Regions from separate parts of the Homo sapiens genome. Here region 2 is linked to region 1. Evidence: chromatin loops called from intact Hi-C (ENCODE). Cell type or tissue: heart right ventricle. All regions are shown on one strand.

Region 1 (4,000 bases):
CTTCAAATAATGTTGGGTGTGTAAGAATCAAATGCAAATTGTACAGTATTTGACACGGATGTCTTTAGGAGCCAATATTTCCTTAAATATCATGGTTTCAGTGTTATCCACTAATGCTTTAATAGATAGGGTTTCTTTGCATTCATAAATGGTAATAAAGATACGAGTTGTCTACTATAAAACCAAACACTTATATTTCCCAACTACTAAAACATCTATGTAATCTTGAATCCATCTGACCTAAAGGAAGGAAAATGTTCTCAACCCAGGCTACACATTAGAACACTTGGGAAGCTTTGAAAAATTCTTAATGAATGGGCCCCACTCCTAGACCAATTAATTCAGATCTCTGAGAAGTGTGGTCTGAGAACTGATGGTTTAGAAAACTGTACAGACAGTTCTAACATGCAGCCAGCTTGAGAACTACTGGGTTTAGACAAGAATGGATTTTTTTGTTTTTTGAGATAGAGTCTCACTCTTTCGCCCAGGCTGGAGTGCAGTGGCACAATCTTGGCTCACTGCAACCTCTGCCTCCTAGGTTCAAGAGATTCTCCTGCCTCAGCCTCCCAAGTAGCTGAGATGACAGGTGTGCACCACCATTCCGGGCTAATTTTTGTATTTTTAGTAGAGACAGGGTTTCACCATATTGGCCAGGCTGGTCTTGAGCTCCTGACCTCAAGTGATCCACCTGCCTTGCCCTCCCAAAGTGTTAGGATTACAGGCATGAGCCACTATGCCCAGCTAATATGGTTTGGTTCTGTCCCCATCCAAATCTCATCTTGAATTCCCATGCGTTGTGGGAGGGACCTAGTGGGAGGTAATTGAATCATGGGGCCAGATCTTTCTCACGTTGTTCTCGTGACAGAGATCTGATGGTTTTAAAAATGGGAGTTTCCCTCACAAGCTCTCTCTTTGCCTGTCGCCATCCATGTAAGACATGACTTGCTCCTCTTTTCTTTCCACCATGATTGTGAAGCTTCCCCAGCCACATGGAACTATGAGTTTTCCATGAAATCTCTTTCCTTTGTAAATTGCCCAGTCTTGGGTATGTCTTTATCAGCAGCATGAAAATGAACTAATACACCAGCCAAGAATGGATTTTTAAATTAATGGAGTTAGGTCTGATTAATATCAATGCATTAATGTATAAATGTCTACATTATGCATTACAATAAACAGTTTTGAATATAACACAACTAAAATATATGCAATGAATACAATACATACAGTAAGTCATTAGCTTCCAGGTATAAGTAGATGCTCAATAAATATTACTGAGTTACTGAATGAATGGCATCCTACAAAGTTTTATATGAAAAATTATATTTTGATGAAATTAAGATGCCATCAATTGTAAGATGTAGTATCACTGATAAAGAAAATAGATTCATTAAATTATGACATGCTATCTAGTATGTCACACCCTAACTTCAAAAATGTTAAAAAGGCCAGATGTGGTGGCTCATGCTTGTAATACCAGCACTTTGGGAGGCCAAAGTGGGAGGATCACTTGAAGCCAGGAGTTCAAGACCAGCTTGGGCAACATAGCAAAATCCCATCTATATGTAAAAATAAAAAAATTACCTGGGCATGGTGGTGCACGCCTGTAGTCCCAGCTACTTGTGAGGCTGAGGTAAAAGGATCACTTAAGCCTAGAAGTTTGAGGCTGAAGAGAGTTATGATCGTGCCATTGCACTCAAGCCTGTCTCAGAAAAAAGTTAAAAACAAGAAAAAAATACAATATTTTGAAATTACTGTATTCTCTTTTTCTGCTTAGTCTAGGCCAACTGTTATACCATTAACTTCCACTAGATGCCGCTGTGACCTGCTACTTCAGGTTCCGAAAGGCAATCTGAAAGCCAATTTTCTCCAAGGATTTAAAATTGAAATAATTCACCCCCTTTAAAGACAAAAGATATTTTAACCACCTCATATTTTAGGGGGTTGTGGCTCATTCTTTCTTTGTGTTAAGACCTATCTGAAGTATCTCATGAAGTGTACAATTATTTAAAAAGGAAACTGAAAAGTTTTAATGGCTTGATAGAAAACAATTGCTTCCCTTTTATCCACATCCCCAAATTTCACATTTTGCGTGTAACTCATGACTAGTCTGCAGTGGGTTATAGAGAAGAGATGGTAACACTGATAGGAAGGCTGATGTTGACTTCAATGAAATAAGAAGTAAAACTTGAAGGAAAGAGTATGACATCTTCTGATTTGAAGACAGCAGATCATGGTACCCTGTACCCATGAGTCACTGCTCCCAGAGATAGGAAAAGCTGGGTGGAAAAGAAAATTTGGGCTGATAGGACTGGGTCCTGAGCTTGAAGCCAAGCCCAGTGTTAACCCTGGGCATTGACCCAGGCCCTCCCTGACTGAAAATCTGGAAGATTTTCCCTGCTGGGTGAGAATCACTTTTTCAGCAAAACAATACAAGCTTTAGGGCCAAAAGGAAGCCCATGAAGCTTCCAGAGACGTGCTTAGAGCAATGCTGCTCAAATTCTTACCAATCTCCACTATATGAGAACAGAAATGGACAGTAAGTATCTCAAAACTTGTATAACAAATTTAAACAGGTTTACGTCTGCTAAATCTAATAAAAAGAAATCAGGATTGTATTTCATATGTCTTTGTTTCATATTTCATTTTTCCAGTAATTCAATTCTTTTAGTATTTTACAAAAGTATTGGTCCATAATAGATTGGAATTTTTTAAAAAATAGCCCTTCAGCCCAGATAGCTTTTGAAGCACTGCAGACAGCCCACCCCAAGCTGCTGGAGGAGGCAATTCCAGGACGATGAAGCCATCATACTCCTGAATAATGTTCTAGTAGACCAAACAGCTAAGAAAGGGCTGAAGAACAGGAGCACTTAGATGATAAAGGACAGGATGACTGGAGAGCTAAAAAGAAATCCTAAGAACAGAACACCTCGGGGAGTCCCAGCCTCTGAACCCACAGTCAGCAGCTCACCAGAACCTAACATTTCTGCAAAGGCTCAGAGATTCCACCATTGCCACTCCCAGCAGTTCGCCTGCCCAATGTAGACAATCAGCCTAGCACTGACTTTGGGACAAGAGGATCTCAGGTGGTTACAGTGAAAAGAAAATGCAAAACCACTCAGGATTGCCCAAGTCTGACATATTTAGGTTCAGAAGAGAAACACACAGAGAGGTCCATTGTTAACCCCTTCCTGGTTTGATCCACCCAAAGCCAGCCGGCTTGGATGGAGGGGAGGCGTAAGGCACTGTGGACTTCCATTTATGGGTAACTGTGAGCTGGCTTTTGTCTTCTCTGAAAAATGCCCTGTTACACTAGCATACTGTCAGTGTCTTTTTTGGATAGCCATTTGGTAATATCTATCAAAATGTAAACAGTGAATACTCTTCAACTCAGCTATTTCTCTGCTAGAAATTCATCCCCCAGTTATACTCCTAAAGTAAGCAAAGACATAAATAATACAGGATTCAATACTCTCTGGCTCTTTCTGAGAGAATAAAACTGGATAAAATGTAAATGTCCTTTATAAGAGATTAGTTACATAACTACGGTACATCCACACAGATTAGTATGCACCATTAAAAGATTAAATGCTTCTGCAGTTACTGATATGCAAAGAGTTCCAAGACACAATGTTAAGTGAAGGAAGCAAGTTGAAGTGCAGTGTGTACAGCATGATCCTATTTGTGTAAACAAGAACAAATGCAGTCAGGTACGGTGGCTCATGCCTGTAATCCCAGCATTTTGGGAGGCCAAGGCAGGTGGATCACCTGAGGTCAGAAGTTCAAGACCAGCCTGACCAGCATGGCAAAGCCCCATCTGTACTAAAAATACAAAAATTAGTTGGGTGTGGTGATGGATGTCTGTAATCCCAGCTATTTGGGAGGCTGAGGCAGGAGAATCGTTTGAACCGGGGGGGCGGAGGTTGCAGTGAGCCGAGATCGGGCCACTTCACTGCAGCCTGGGTGAAAGACCAAGACTCTGTCTCAAAAAAAAAAAAAA
Region 2 (4,000 bases), 510 kb after region 1:
CCACAGCCCTGAGAACTCCAGGGAAAGTTCCTGGGGGGTCCGGTGCCTCTTTTTCAGGCAGACACTGGAACTAAGAATAGCTCTCATGGCATAGTTTGAAGGCAGCAGAAGTGCCCAGGGTTCACTCTCTCCTGGCGCTTGCCGTTCCAGCCCCGCGCCGTGGCGACCTTGGATCCAGACACCTGGAGATGCTGAGCTGACCAGAACTGGAAGGCCGGTAAGGTTCAGTGCGGGCGTTGTAGGTAACCCTTCCAGCCAGAAAGTGGCATCGTCTTTTAAAATACAGGGACCGTGAATGGCCTTCTGCGCAGGGCCGTCCCTTGGGCGTCTAACCCAGGAGCGCCTCGGGGTCTGGGAGTTGGAACCTGAATGAGTAAGGTGTTAATCAGACCTGACTCGCATTATAGATTGGGCTCCTGGTGGCTTCTCCTTCCTAAAAAAGCATACCCACTATAAAAGCATAATCGTAGGCTGGGCGCGGTGGCTCGGGCCTGTAATCTCAGCACTTTGGGAGGCCGAGACGGGTGGATCACCTGAAGTCAGGAGTTCGTGACCAGCCTGGCCAAGATGGCGAAACCCCGTCTCTACTAAAAATATAAAAATTAGCTGGGCATGGTGGCAGGCGCCTGTAATCCCAGCTACTTAGGAGGCCGAGGCAGGAGAATCGCTTGAACCCGGGAGGCGGAGGTTGCAGGGAGCCGAGATCATGCCACTGCACTCCAGTGTGGGCGACAGAGCAAGACTCATCTCAAAAAAAAAAAAAAAAAAAAAAAACCGTAGTCGTTTCATGGGAATTATAAGGAATGTCCTCCCTGTTGCGGTTTCTTCTGCAAAGCAACAGGTCGGGAGGGGAGGGGAGAGGCTGCCACTATCGCTTGCCTTGGAGAAAAGCTTAGAGCACCATTAGCGTTGGGCCGGTGCCACAGAGCAAATAGGACTGAGCCCCATCTGAGGTGCCCAGAGTTGCCGTTAAAAGCCCCCACCCCGCGTCTGGCCCTTTCTGAAGCACTTTCAGCCCCGTCAAGCACTCCTGGGGTATCTCATGTTGTCTGAGCAAATACACTCAAGCAGAGGGCTTTGTGGGCAAGATTAATGACCTCCACCATTCTTTTGTTACTCTGCATTGGTAACTCAGTTGCTTTATACTTACTGATGTAATGACTTGCTTTCATAGAATTTACCTTTCCTTTGTTACATTTTAAAATATAAATTGATGACTTTTACTTAATTTTTTTTTTTTTGATGACTCTTAAAACACTGAAGAATTAGGCTGGGAAAGACCATGTATTGAATTTACGTAACACGTGTTATATGGACTAACGTGCAGTTATTTGTAATATGGTAAGAAAACTTGATTGTGGGAAAACAGACCTTCACCGTATTTTGATATTTACACGACTTTATTAAATTAATCTGAATATTGGGAATTTTAATTTACTTCAAAGAAGGAAGCAGATAAAAGATAAATCAATTAACAAGAGATGATTTTTAGTCCCCGATTATTTATACATATATCTAAATAATGTAAAATCCCTTCTTTTGCATTCAAACTTAGTTCTTAAACATAAAATTTAAAGGTGCTTGTGTGAGAATATAGATGTTTACAATTATCCAGTTTTCTTTTAAATGAAATGGATGTGGAGCCTATCAGTTTCTTGCAGGAATAAAAATACGATAGCACGCTCCCTAAGTAAGACAGATGGTTTTGGGTTTTGTTTTCTGTTTTGATAAGGCCGTTTGTGAGAAAAATTTACTTGCAGAGAAATGTTAAACGTTAACTTTCTCGCTGATCAGCAGGTAGCCTGTCACGCTGAAGTAGTTCTGTCCACGGATGTGGGTGTGGGAAGAGTGGTTGTTCCCTGGGGGCTGTAGAGCCCGCCAATCCTCACCCCTAGCCCGGAGCCCGCTCTTTGCAGAGCCCAGCTGGTTGCGCAGAGCGACCAGCGCCAGTCTGTGCTCTGGTACTGTGCACCGCCCTGGGTTCCCTGCAGTCCACCGACGAGAGCTGCCCAGCGCAGGGAAGGAACGCTTCTTGCTCAACAGCGCCCTCGCCCGACAAAGCAGGACAATTCCCCAGCTCCCAAGCCCTCTTCTGTATTTCTCAAAAATGCCATTGGCTGGAGTGGCGGTGAAGAGGACTAACGCCTGGTGACCTGTACCAGGGCTCCCGGCAAGCAAAGCAAAACTAGAATAAAACCTCAAGTAGGCCGGGCGCGTGGCTCACCCTGTAATCTCAGCACTTTGGGAGGCCGAGGCGGTCGGATCATCTGAGGTCAGGAGTTCGAGACTGACCTCACGAACATGGTGAAACCCTGTCTCTACTAAAAATACAAAAGTTAGCCAGGCAGTGGTGGTGTGCGCCTGTAATCCTAGCTACTCGGGATGCTGAAGCAGGAGGATCGCTTGAACCTGGGAGGCAGAGGTTGCAGTGAGCTGAGATCGGGACACTGCATTCCAGCGTGGGAGACAGAATGAGACCCTGTCTCAAAAACAAAAATAAAACCCAAAAAACCCTCAAGCAGAGGGAAGGCCTCAAGGCCCTGTACTCTGAGCAGCACGGTCACCCTCACCCACTTCATGCCCCTACAACACTTAGGGAGCTATCTCCCTCCCCTACCTGCACCTTTCTTGATCTCTGTTGCGTTTCCCTCCTGGCCACTTGCGGGCACTGTCAGGGAGGCAGTTTCCTGGAAAACATCAGGGACTGTTTGTTCTTCTGGGCCTGCCCTATCTGCCAGGCTCCCACTTCTTAGCCCTAGCCCGGTCAGAGACTCGAACGGGGAGGAGAAGGCTGACCCCCACTGAAAGCCTCTCTGCACCTGTCAGTCCTCAGGCTCATAGGAAAACACACTCGCACATATGTTAAACGCAGTGCTTGCGTTGTGCACATTTCTGTTCTCGTGTTTCATTATAAAATGTGAATATTTAGACATTTCCCTCAGCAGACAAAGGATCCTTTTGGAAAACAATCAGGATATTTATGGCATTTTTTTTTTTTGAGGCGGAGTTTCGCTCTTGTCGCCCAGGCTGGAGTGCAATGGTGCAGTCTCAGCTCACTGCAATCTCAGCTCACTGCAGCCTCTGCCTCCCAGGTTCAAGCGATTCGCCTGCCTCAGCCTCCAAGTAGCTGGGATTACAAGCGTGCGCCACCACGCCCGGCTAATTTTTGTATTTGTAGTAGGGACGGGGGTTTCACTATGTTGGCCAGGCTGGTCTCGAACTCCTGACCTCAGATCGTGATGCTCCTGCCTCCGCCTCCCACAGTGCTGGTAATTACGGGCGTGAGCCACTGCGCCCTGCCTGGCATAAAACTTTTAAAGCTGCATATGTTTGTGGGGTAAGGTTTTTAAAGTGGATAAAGGTGTGCTGAATGTTTTAACAGGGTCCAGTTAGAACTGGACGATTTACAGAAGTTATTCTTTCTCTGACACCTGCCACTGCCGAGTTAGGCCCTGTCTGATCGCAGGGCGCCAAATAGCCGTTAGCAGGGCAAGATTGCTTGTGGCCATAAAGTAGGGCCTGAGGAAATAGGAGTGTTTTATAATCACGAACAGAGCTTAACAAAGAAGCAGCTTCCTGTATCCCCCAAAGAGTGAACAACTTTATGGAAAAGATTTGGTTTCAAAGAGCCTCATCACTTTCTTAGCTCATCACAGTGAATTATGAAAATATGGCTGGGGCCGGGCGCGATGTCTCACGCCTGTAATCCCAGCACTTTGGGAGGCCGAGGCGGGCGGATCATGAGATCAGGAGATCGAAACACGGTGAAACCCCATCTCTACTAAAAATACAAAAAATTAGCCGGGCGTGGTGGCATGCGCCTGTAGTCCCAGCTACTCGGGAGGCTGAGGCAGGAGAATCTCAGTGAGCCGAGATCGCACCACTGCACTCCAGCCTGGGTGAGCAGAGTAAGACTCCGTCTCAAAAAAAAAAAAAAAAAAAAAAAAAAAAATGGCAGGGAAAATGTAATGTCTGCAGAGGCTCCTTACAGGCGAATTTG

The links. Hi-C counts contacts between places; a loop is a spot of excess contacts. Peaks named below come from ENCODE experiments on the same cell type or tissue, not always from the same donor. Only the 100,000 strongest peaks of a DNase experiment are listed, where the experiment ranks them.
Region 2: it touches region 1 in a loop (4-fold over the local background); 12 of 110 quality-filtered maps call a loop at or near these places.

What each region holds. Positions count from the first base shown.
Region 1 is chr21:36,502,611-36,506,610 of GRCh38, forward strand. It overlaps a transcript of CLDN14 not described here. Among named protein-coding and RNA genes, the nearest start is that of CLDN14, 24 kb to the left of the region's middle. In heart right ventricle, CTCF peaks have their summits at 1,799 (motif pointing right) and 1,999; no DNase peak of the experiment used is centred here; H3K27me3 peaks cover 1,466 bases.
Region 2 is chr21:37,008,007-37,012,006 of GRCh38, forward strand. RIPPLY3 (ripply transcriptional repressor 3) reads left to right here. Exons shown (of 4, transcript NM_018962.3): 2 at 151-217. Among named protein-coding and RNA genes, the nearest start is that of RIPPLY3, 3.3 kb to the left of the region's middle. RefSeq lists an enhancer at 2,088-2,147. In heart right ventricle, CTCF peaks have their summits at 2,049 and 2,250; a DNase peak (open chromatin) is centred at 2,035; H3K4me3 peaks cover 677 bases; H3K27me3 peaks cover 2,861 bases.